2 separate regions of the Homo sapiens genome follow, and region 1 is linked to region 2. Evidence: chromatin contacts called from ENCODE Hi-C or POLR2A ChIA-PET data. All regions are on one chromosome and are shown on one strand. Each heading gives the region's core, a stretch centred on a gene start or an enhancer-like site at or near the end of the contact. The rest is flanking DNA. Distances are from core to core; before and after follow the strand shown.

Region 1 (5,919 bases), core at 745-3,244, 54 kb after region 2:
GACTGGGCCACCAAGTCCCACTGATGTAGTTGGTATTACTACTGCTCAATCAACACCTCTCAGAACAACAACTTTCACTTCAGAATCCAAGCCTCAAGTTATAGGGGGCACTAAAATCTTTTTTTATTTTTATTTTTATTTTTAAAAGACAGGATCTGGCTCTGTCGCCCAGGCTAGAGTGCAGTGGCGTGATCTCGGCTCACTGCAACCTCCACCTCTCGGGCTCAAGCAATCCCGCTGCCTCAGCCTCCTGAGTAGCTGGGACTACAGGTGTGCACCACCATGCCCAGCTAACTTTTGTATTTTTGGTAGAGAAAGGGTTCCGTCATGTTGCCCAGGCTGGTCTGGAACTCCTGGGCTCAAGCGATCCTCCTGCCTCGGCCTCCCAAGGTGTGGAGATTACAGGCATGAGTCACTATGCCCAGATGAGCACTAAAATCTTTAAATAAACGCTCTTTTCTATAGACTGCTAAGAGAAATAGAAGGGAAAAAAGCAATACAATACTTAAGATTTACTGGAGAAGTACTACTGGGAATTGAGGGGAGAGTGTACTCTTTGGAAACAGATAAACGTAGCTCTGAAACCCTGCCTTGCTCCTTGCTAGCTGCATGATTCTGAGCAAGCTTCTTGATACTCAGCTTCCTCATCCATAAATACGGGGAGCAATGCACTTCCTTTGCAGGGCTCTTGTGGGCTGAGAGACAGCATGCATTCAACACTCAGAGTACCTCTCCTTTGTCGGTGCTCAATAAACAGTAGCTCATCTCTGCCATTCCTGGAGTTAAGGCAGAAGACCCACAGTACAGCACTCTGCTTAGGAGCTCTTATGAAAGTGTAGGTCAGATTGGTGCAAGTCCTGTCAAATGGGCATTGGTGGGTTACACAATCTGCTTTTAGCCTCTCATTTAAATTAAGCATGGGCCAGAACATCAAACTCTTTTCAAGAAATCAGTGCTGTAACTGGGACCCTGAGACTACCTCCATGCAAAGTAGTATATAAGTAAAAAGCTCTAATTTTGCTTGTAGCTCAGCTATAGAACACGCCAAAACCCCCCACCAAACCCACTGTTCTAAGTAATGGAAGTGTACTCTGAGAACCATCTGAAAAGAAGCCTGACAACTTGCCTGTCTTATTCCCCACCTGACCTCAATCTTTCTTCCTCTGAGTGGATGATTCCAGTGCCAGTTTTAGATCCAGTGCCTACCCAAGATTTGGCGCTTCCCAAACAGACTGTAGTGTTGGTAGACAGCATATAGCCATCACACAGGCTGACACTAAGAGATAGTGGGTATGAATGTGCGCTCTGTGCAAAATCCTCATGGGGAAGGAAGGCAACACCTGGGTACCTTTGGCAATGTAAAAATTCCCTTCTTTTAAAAATGCTCTTTAAACAAAGAGCTTTATATCTAGACTCAAAAATGCCTTTCCATCAGTATCAGCTTCTCCCAGGTAAAAGGAAGTGAAGACAGAAACAATGGAAATCCCATTGAGTAGGGAGAGGCAAAACAGAAAGGTTTATTCTAACGTGAGAGGAGCCCATGATGATGTGAAAGGGAAAGAAGAGAGAAGAATGGCATATAACCTGGAAGATTCAAGTACATTCACAGATAGATACTTTCCCAAGGTGTGCAGGAATCTAGCCCTTCTTCAAGGAGACAACCATAGCATCATATAATTCAAATTAATTCCTTTCTGAATGAGAGCTGAGTAACAAAGACAAAACTTGGCAAGATGGCACAGCACAGTGAGTGCAAAATTGTATTCCCAGTTGATACTTGGTGAGATGTTAGGTTGTCAGCTTAATGTAAAATAAAATGAGGCCGCACATCGTAAAGTGTTTTGAAAAGTAAAAATCCAAGGGAGATAGGAAGGCAGCATTTTAATGAGTCTAGAGAAAATGAATTCCAGGGTGAGCAGCTCTGCTCACGACCTCTTTTCAGTTGGTATCCCATAGGCCTCTGGGAAGCGGGGCACATGAGGGAGGGGCCAGTGCCTGCCTCCACACTACCCCCTCTCCCCTAATGAGGCTGGCAGCACCATTTGCTAGCACCTGGCAGATGAGAGAGAAAGAAAACCTGGTGTGGAGACCCCCATCCATTAAAGGCAAGAGAGTGAAAAGTGGGAGAGAAAGCTCCCAAGTTCAACAGCAGTGACCTAGGGTCATGCAGTGAGGACTTACAAAGGTATAAAAGCTTCTTTATTCAGGTGGTTCCTTTCAGCGCAACTTATTTGATGATGCTTAATGCAGGCAGTTAAAAGAACAGTTCAGTTGGATATAACTTACAGTACGTCACACAAATCTGGAGTGCCCAAGGAACATTAGTTTCAGGGAACACACTGAGATTATAACCAGCCTTTTTGCCAGGGGCAGCTTGTAACTCAGAAAGTCATGTTTCATTTAGGATGTGCTGTATAATGTTGAAGGGGAAAGTAACTATTTTGTTTTGTTGTGTTTCTTCCCAGTCCAAGAAGAAAGCATTTGGAGAAGTGCTACACATGCTCAACTGAACTTCCTGTCAAATTGTTCTCACTCGTTTGGGCACAAGTCTGCTTAAGCCATCTCTCATTAACATTTACTCTTGCCCGAAGCCCTCTACGCCCCCAACCCCTGCTAATCTTCCACAAGCAAGCTGATCACACTGGGATCTCCTTTTCCCAGACACGTTTGATTCTCACTTTCTCCTGAACCTAGAAATGTGCTTCCCACCAAAGCATGCCAGGCACTAACTCGTCCCTACTGAAAGGGGCTGTTAAAAGCTCATCTTCTTTCCAGATGGTAGTGAGGTGTGAGGTGATCCTTTCTCTTTCTTTTTTTTTTTTTTTTACTTTTAGCTACCCCTCAATTCTGGTGTTCAGTAACAATGTATTCCACTTAAAAGAGAGAAATCATATTAATTATTCTAAGATATAAACACTTAATTTTATTCATGCTCTTGAATTACTTTCCTTTCTACCGCATGTTTGTGTAGCTGTTATATGAGTCCTTTCTACTGATGTAGCTGTCATTCCTTCAACTCAGTTCTTGCCAAACACTGAGCTATGTCTGGAGATACAAAGATAACTACTCTTGTTGAAGAGATGCCAGTTTAGTGGGGGAGACAGACATGTAAACAGATCTGTATCTGAGATAGATGGCCTGGGTAGGAAAAGAATATATATAGCACAAATAACTCAGTGGACCTGCAAAAACAGAGCTTGAGGCCATGATATACCACAAAGACCCACCAAGGCACAAGCACTGTCAACATGAAGGTAAGGCTTCCATTTTTGCCTCTTTCAATCTGGGTACATCTATTCTACATACTCTGCCTTTCCTCCTGTTACAGGAAAAGAAGGAACCTCAATTCTACCTAAAGTCAATCTTCTCCTTGAGCTAGAGATCCAGCCCCTCTCCCATAATGAGGTACACGGCCCCTACAAAGATCCACTCTCCTGCATTATCAAATCCTCCCTCCCTGTGGTATCATTCCAGTCCACACACACACATACCTTAACATCATCCTCCCTTGACCCTAGGTCCCCCTCCATCCTCTTCATCATTTCTCTGCTTCCCCTCCCAGTGATACTTTATCTTCTACATGTATTGCTACCCCTATTCCCTCAGCCTCTATTCCCTTCTCCCTTGACTCCACTGAAATGGCTCTTAAAGGACGCCACTAAGCTCTATCTTGCTACAACCAGGAGTCGATTTTCTGTTACCTACTGCCCTCTCCCATCTCCCCTCCTCATACCGAAAGACTGACTTTTTAAGACTTCCATGAAAATGTTGTCCTTGTTTTCTTCCTGCCTCACTGGCAGCTCCTTCCCAGTCTCTTGTATTCACTTTTCCTTGCCCACCTGCTGTCTGGTCTTCCCTATAGTCCATTCTCACACTAGATCACACTAGAGTTATCTTTCAAAAATCTCAACTACCATCACCTGGTTTAAACCCTTCTATGGTTTCCCATCATCCTTAGAATTCGACACTATCAAGTCCCTGTAGGACATGGCTCCTGTCTATCTGTCTGCCCTCATTGCTAAACATACCTTCCTCCCAACACCCTACAGACTATCTACCCACCAGATTTCAGAAACACATGGCCTTCTTTCTGTTCCTCAAAAACCCCAAGCTAGTTTCTACTTCACAGCCTTTACTCTTGCTGTTCCCTAGCCTGGAACACTTCTCCCTTAGATTGCTGCATAGCCAAGCCAACTTCTTGTAATTCAAGTTTTGGCTCAACTCACTTCCTCAGAAAGGCCTTCCCTGACCGTTCTGCTCAAGTGCTCCTTCCCCAAACTCAACCACTGGCTAGCTTATTCCCCCATTCCAATTTTGTCAAACTATGACTAGTCAGTATCACATTTATTTCTTTACATCTCATTTTTCTCTCTCTCCTACTACAATGTAAACTGCGTTAAGCAACAACTTAATCTCGTTTACTGCTATATGTCTACTTCCAGGCACAGTGTTTAGTATATTGTGGGTGCTCCGTAAACATTTTACTCAATGGATAAATGAAATGACGATGAAATCCTTGTTTAGAATCCTGTGTTCAGCTCTTTGCTCTTCAACTGTAGACATGCACAGAAGCATAAAGGTGAGACATAATAACTAGTGCACAGGGAAATCAGACCTATGAAACTAGAACTAGAATTACTAAGGAAGTGTTATATTTTTATTCTTCAGGGGTAATCATTAGTTGTTTTTTAAATGTCTAATGAGGATTAAATAAAAAGAAATGGATTAAAGGTTCAGCAGATGGGCAAAAGTTCTAGAGTAGATAAAATGTGGGTTAGATTTATAAAAACACTTCCTGGGACTGACTACTATTTGAGATTATAATCAGTTCCTGAAGAAGAATACTGGATATCTTTTTAAAACAAAAAGAGATAACAGTAATCCTTTATCAACTGAGTGCTTCCTTTGTACCAAGACCTCTGCTAAGGCTGTTTTACAAGCCTGATCTCCTTTGACATTTGTAGCAACCCTATGAGACAGGTACAGGGATAGCTGGGAGATGTCATGGGTTCAGTTTATGACCACACAATAAAGCAAGCCACACAAATCTTTTGGTTTCTCAGTGCATATAAAAATTACGTTTACACTGTATGGTAGCCTATTAAGTGTGCAACAGCATTATGTCCAAAAAAAGTACAGATTATTAATTAAAACATACTTTATTGCTAAAAAATGTTAACAATCATCTGAGTCTCAAGTGAGTCATAACCTTTTTGCTGGTGGAGGATCACGCCTCAATGTTGATAGCTGCTGACTGATCAGGGTGGTGGTTGCTGAAGGCTGGGGTGGCTGTGACAATTTCTTAAAGTAAGACAATGATGAAGTCTGCTGCATCTATTGACTCTTCTTTCATGAAAGATTTATCTGTAGCATACGATGCTGTTTGACAGCATTTTTACCAATAGTAGACCTTCTTTCAAAATTGAGGTCAATCCTCTCAAACCCTACTACTGCTTTATCAACTAAGTTTGTGTGACAGCCTAAATCTTTTGTTCTAGAATCTACCATTTCAACAATATTCACTGCATCTTCACCAGGAGTAGATTCTATCTCAAGAATTCTATCTTCACTTTCTTTGCTCATCCATAAGAAGCAACTCCTCAACCATTAAAGTTTGCAGCAATCCAGTCATATCTTCAGACTACACTTACTGCTGTTAATATTTTGACCACCTCTCACGAATCACAAATATTCTTAATGGCCTCTAAATGGTGAATACTTTCCAGAAGGCTTTCAATTTGCTTTGCCCAGATCAGAGGAATCAAAAGAATTTGCCATCAAAGGAATCACTATCTATAGCTATAAGCTATAGCCTTACAAAATGTATTTCGTAAATAAGACTGGAAAGTTAACATGATTCCTTGATCCACGGGCTGCAGAATGGATGTTGTGTTAACAGGCATGAAAACAACATTCATC
Region 2 (5,599 bases), core at 818-3,317:
CACACACACACACACACACACACACACACAAACAAAAGCAAGCCCAGACCAGAAGCTATAAAAGCAAGCCCAACCAGAAGCTACGTGTGTCATAATTCTTGATGTCTTTACAAAAAGTAGGATCAGGATGGACCTCCAGGTGGAGAGGAGGGGCTGTCCAGAGCTGCTTCAAGCCTGTTCCCAGGGGATGCAGTAATTAATGAAGAATGTTTGATGTGGTATTGAGAAACAGGACTAGCTGGATTTCCTAGGCCGACTAAGAATCCCTAAGCCTAGCTGGGAAGGCCGCATCCACCTTTAAACACGGGGCTTGCAACTCAGCTCACACCCAACCAATCAGAGAGCTCACTAAAATGCTAATTAGGCAAAAACAGGAGGTAAAGAAATAGCCAATCATCTATTGCCTGACAGCACGGCGGGAGGGACAAGGATCGGGATATAAACCCAGGCATTCGAGCGGGCAACGGCAACCCCCTTTGGGTCCCCTCCCCTTGAATGGGAGCTCTGTTTTCACTCTGTTTCACTCTATTAAATCTTGCAACTGCACTCTTCTGGCCCGTGTTTGTTAGGGCTCGAGCTGAGCTTTTGCTCGCCATCCACCACTGCTGTTTTGCCGCCGTCGCAGACCCACCGCTGACTTCCATTCTTCCGGATCCGGCAGGGTGTCCGCTGTGCTCCTGATCCAGCGAGGCGCCTATTGCCACTCCCGATTGGGCTAAAGGCTTGCCATTGTTCCTGCATGGCTAAGTGCCTGGGTTCGTCCTAATTGAGCTGAACACTAGTCACTGGGTTCCACGGTTCTCTTCCGTGACCCACAGCTTCTAATAGAGCTATAACACTCACTGCATGGCCCAAGATTCCATTTCTTGGAATCCATGAGGCCAAGAACCCCAGGTCAGAGAACACGAGGCTTGCCACCATCTCGGAAGCAGCTTGCCACCATCTTGGAAGCTCTGTGAGCAAGGAACCCTGGTAACAGTATCATGTCTAGACAAAGAGAGAGACCATCCAGCCTCCAGTGTCCCCTGAAATGTCTCAGTGAAGCTTCAATTCCCCATCTCCCCAGATTCCCAGGTAGCGATTCTACGTTCTGTATCCTACATCCTAGGCCTGTAGGACCTCTCTGCCCTCCACAGCACCCTGATACCCATGTCCATTCTCCTGGACAAATAACCAAGAAACCACTGTACCTCTATCCCTTTATGGCAGTGCAGTTCAGCCATAGCTGAATATTAAAATCATCTGAGGAGCTTTAAAAAAAAAAAAAAAGCTGATGCCATGCTGAGTATGGTGGCTCCCACCTATAATCTCAGCTATTCAGGAGGCTCAGGCAGGAGGATTGCTTGAGCCCAGGAGTTTGAGACCAGCCTGGGCAACACAGCAAGACCTCCATTTCGAAAAAGGAAAAGAAAAAAGAAATACCGATAGCAGATGCACCCCAGACCAATTTCATTAGGTTCTCTGTGAGGTGAGCTCTAGGCACTGGGCTTTTGTAAAAGCTCCCCAAATGATTCCAGTGCACAGCTGGAGCTGAGAAAAGTACGCACCAGGGAGCTGGAGCAACCATATACTGCATGGGCTAGCCATGCACAGAAAAGATGCCTCCCTAGAAAGGAAAAGAGGAAATCCCTGCAGCTAGAAATGCTGGAGTTTTGTTTTTCTAACCTGTGTGTCAAAGTATTTGTGTGTGTGCTTATCAGTGAACCAAAAAGATTAAATTATAGTGGTCTCAAAAAACACCCCTGTCAACAATCAAGATAATTATAGGTAATGGAGAACTAACAAAAAGAAGAGAAAATCCACAAAGATCTGTTTCCACTGCATAAAATAAATATGAATTGCATTCTCTTAGGTCAACCATTCTCTACTTGACTAATTATAATGCAGCACAATAACGATGAGGTATGTTATTACCTGTACTGTGTTAACTAGAGTAAGTTTTATTTGATTGCAAGATTAAACTGTTCCTGTATGCTTAACCTTCATAGTTAGTTACTCCTGAACAGTGTAATGTTTGAGGGAACATTGCTCCTGGGCACTAGAAGTGTTAATGTTCAACATTTGCATAAGTCAAGGTACTTTTCTATATTTGCATAAAAAGAGGTAAGCAGGCCCCTTCAAAGGAATGAGGAACAAAGAGCAGCTACTCTGAGGGCTGAAAGTTCTAGGAAGGGAGCTTTTTGGGTGAGGGGGATAACAGTGGGGCAGAACAGGCACCAAAGATTAACGAGATATATCCCTGACATTTGAACATCAAAGGTGCTTCATGAAGGACCTTTTAAAAGGGGACTGAGAAGTTTGAAGTGGTCACTCATGCTTCTTCAGGAGTTGGGCCCTTGAAAGGAAAAGCAGCATTGCAATAGAATAGCACCCTGGTTGAATTGACCACTCCCATCTTTAGGCCCCCAAAAACCTTTGTACACAACTCTATGTTAGCATGTTAGCACTTGCTCTATTAATGCCCCACCCCCACCCACTCCCAACTAAAACTACGTTCTCTGTTGCCCAGGCTGAAGTGAGTGGCATGATCGCGGCTCACTGCAGCCTCGAACTCCTGGGCTCGAGTGATCCGTATTAAAGCATTTTTTTGGCACACTCTATAAGGTCCTTGAAGACACAGGGTCCATGACTTGTTTCTCTTTGTTTTCTCATGCATTCCCAACACCAAGAACAGTGTTTGATACAAAGCTCTCAAAAATGAGTAAATGAATGAACCAATGAATGGTTCCCAAACAACTGTTAAATAATACAGCTTATTCAGGCATTGGAATGATTTTTCGTTTTTTCTTTTTTTTTTTTTTTGAGATGGAGTCTCACTCTGTTGCCCAGGCTGGAGTGCAGTGGCGCGATCTCGGCTCACTGCAAACTCTGCCTCCCGGATTCACGCCATTCTCCTGCCTCAGCCTCCCGAGTAGCTGGGACTACAGGCGCCCACCACGCCCGGCTAATTTTTTGTATGTTTAGTAGAGACGGGGTTTCACCGTGTTAGCCAGTATGGTCTTGATCTCCTGAACTCGTGATCTGCCTGCCTTGGCTTCCCAAAGTGCTGGGATTACAGGCGTGAGCCACTGCGCCCGGCCCCAGAATGATTTTTCATTTGACTCTGTCATCTACTGCATTAGTTCTTTCCACTTGCCTATTATATTTTCTTCTAGGTTTCTGGTCAGGAGAGAGCCAAGAGCAAAATCCAGTGATACCCCATTAGATACTTCATGGGCATCACTGATTCAAGAACCAACAACTGGGCTGGGCATGGTGGCTCACGCCTGTAATCCCAGCACTTTGGGAGGCTGAGGCAGACGGATCACTTGAGGTCAGGAGTTCAAGACCAGCCTGGCCAACATAGTGAGACCCTGTCTCTACTAAAAATACAAAAATTAGCTAGGCGTGGTGGCAGGCACCTGTAATCCCAGCTACTCGGGAGGCTGAGGCAGGAGAATCGCTTGAACCCAGGAGGCGGAGATTGCAGTGAGCCGAGATCGCACCATCGCACTCCAGCCTGGGTGACAAGAGCAAGACTACGTCTCAAAAAAAAAAAAAAAAGAAAGAAAAACGGATTTGAATATAATTTTACCACCCTATTGAGCACCTTGCACACATACGTACTTAAATGTTAACCTATCCTTCCTCTTATTTGCAAAACGTCATAAGAAACTCCATCAAATACTTGGCTAAAATCAAGTTACACTGCATCTACAGTGTTGCTCCAATTTTCCAACAATAAAACCCTAAAGGAAAATCTATTTCGGAATGACTTATTTTCAGAAAATTCAAGTTGGTTACTAGTGTTACGCATTTTTTCTCAAATGCTCAGAAACTATCAGGTTAATTGCTAGTTCTAGAATGACTGCCAGGGACAAAAGCCAAGCCTCTTTGCATAGAGAATTTCTCCTTTTGGGGGAAAAACAATCACATATAATATTAGGCTTCTTGCTAAAAATTATGCTGAATGAAAATTCCAAAATCAGATCTGAAAGTTCTCTGAGCTTCCTGGGATGTAATTCAGCAGAACCTAGAGATCAGAATTAATTTAAAGTGGAAGATACTCATTTAATCTCCCTTTGATTCTCTTACCTACCCTGGGCTCCCATATCTTCTCAAACATGTTTGTTTTTTCCTTTCCTGTTTGAAGACCAAACTCCTTACTGAAGAAAAGTAAAGTAAGGTAGGAGATTATAATTCTGTTTTGTCACTGATAGCAAATAACATCAGATGATTTTTCCTAGGTAGGTACTATCCTTTTCCTTACTTTTTTTCCTTATTATTCAGAATGTGGCTTTAAACTTTTTTATTTTATTTTATTTTTTTAGAAATAGGTTCTCCCTCTGTTGCCCAGGCTGGAGTGCAGTGGCATGATCATAGCTCACTGAAGCTTCGAACTCCTGGGCTCAAGGGATCCTCTTGCCTAACCCTCCCAACTAGCTGGGATCACAGGCTTGTGCCACACCACACCCAACTTATGTTTTATGGGTTTTGTTTAGAGACAGGGTCTCATTATGCTGCCCAGGCTCATCTTGAACTCCTGGCCTCAAGCAATCTTCCCACCTTGGCCTCACAAAGGGCTAGGCATGACCCACCGCAGCTGAAAAAAAAAAATTTTTTTTTGAGACAGGGTCTTGCTCTGTTGCCCAGGCTGGGGTGCAGAGGCATGATCACAGCTCATTGCAGCCTTGAACTTCTGGGCTCAAATGATCCTCCTGCCTAGGCCTCTTGAGTAGCTGGGACTACCCTAAGTATTCCTGGCTAATTTTTGTTTTTTAAATTGTTGTAGAGACAGGGTCTCCCTATGTTGACCAGGCTGGTCTCGAACTCCTGGACTCAAGTGATCCTCCAGCCTCAGTCTTCCAAAGCGCTGGGATTACAGGCATGAGCTACTCCAATAGGATTTTCATTCCCATCACTCCACTGAAATGTTTCCTGACAAGGCTGCTATCAATTAATCCTGTGCCAACCCAATGGTCAGGTCTGTCCTGGTCTTACTCTTCTCAGCGTCATTTGATGTGGTTGACTTCTGTCTTTTAATGCTTTCTATACTTTGCTTTCACAATGCAGTACCCTTCAGGTTTCCCTTCTGTCCTTTGACAGCTCCTTCTCATTTCGTTGTTGACTCTACGCCTTTGTCTTGACCTCCAAAGGTGAAGGGCCCCATTCTTCAGTCTTTGTCTCTCTTCTCTTCTCTCCTCTCTCCATAGGAAATCTCACCCAGTCCCATGGTTTTCAATACCCATCTGTATGCTAATAACTCTCAAAGTTTATCTCCAGTCCTGATTTCTCTCCTGAGTTCCAGACTCATAAATCCTATTGCCTCTTCAATATCTCATGTGGACATACACTAATATTATGATTATGGGTAATAGTAATAATATTAACAGTAGCAGCAACAATAGCTAACATTTACTGAGAACACAGTATGTGTCCAGTTGTGTTTTAAGTGCTTCAGGGCATTAATACATTTAATTTTCATGTAAACCATATAGCATACATACTATTACCAACCCAGTTTCACAGATGAGGAAATTGAAATAATTTGTTCAATATTCCACAAGTAATAAATGCCAGAACCATGCATTTAAAAATTAAGATAGCCTTCAAAAACCCT

What was found. Hi-C counts contacts between places; a loop is a spot of excess contacts on that map. ChIA-PET counts read pairs that join two places held with the same protein, here RNA polymerase II (POLR2A). Pooled maps may share reads with other maps.
Region 1: a pooled map shows a loop between it and region 2 (2.5-fold over the local background). The contact joins the promoter of BTBD9-AS1 here to the enhancer-like site in region 2. A Hi-C loop is called at or near these places in 3 of 37 single-sample maps with no recorded cell type and 4 of 50 pooled maps. POLR2A ChIA-PET finds 5 or more read pairs at or near these places in 1 of 52 experiments (BJ).

What each region holds. Positions count from the first base shown.
Region 1 is chr6:38,479,602-38,485,520 of GRCh38, forward strand. BTBD9-AS1 (BTBD9 antisense RNA 1) reads left to right here and starts at 1,995. Exons shown (of 2, transcript NR_144472.1): 1 at 1,995-2,185; 2 at 2,466-2,926. The region is part of intron 6 of BTBD9 (BTB domain containing 9); the gene reads right to left.
Region 2 is chr6:38,425,929-38,431,527 of GRCh38, forward strand. All of the region lies in intron 6 of BTBD9 (BTB domain containing 9), which reads right to left. Among named protein-coding and RNA genes, the nearest start is that of BTBD9-AS1, 53 kb to the right of the region's middle. Within about 2 kb of position 2,068, at least 2 of the 41 ENCODE cell types and tissues checked have a DNase peak (open chromatin) inside an H3K27ac peak, as active enhancers do.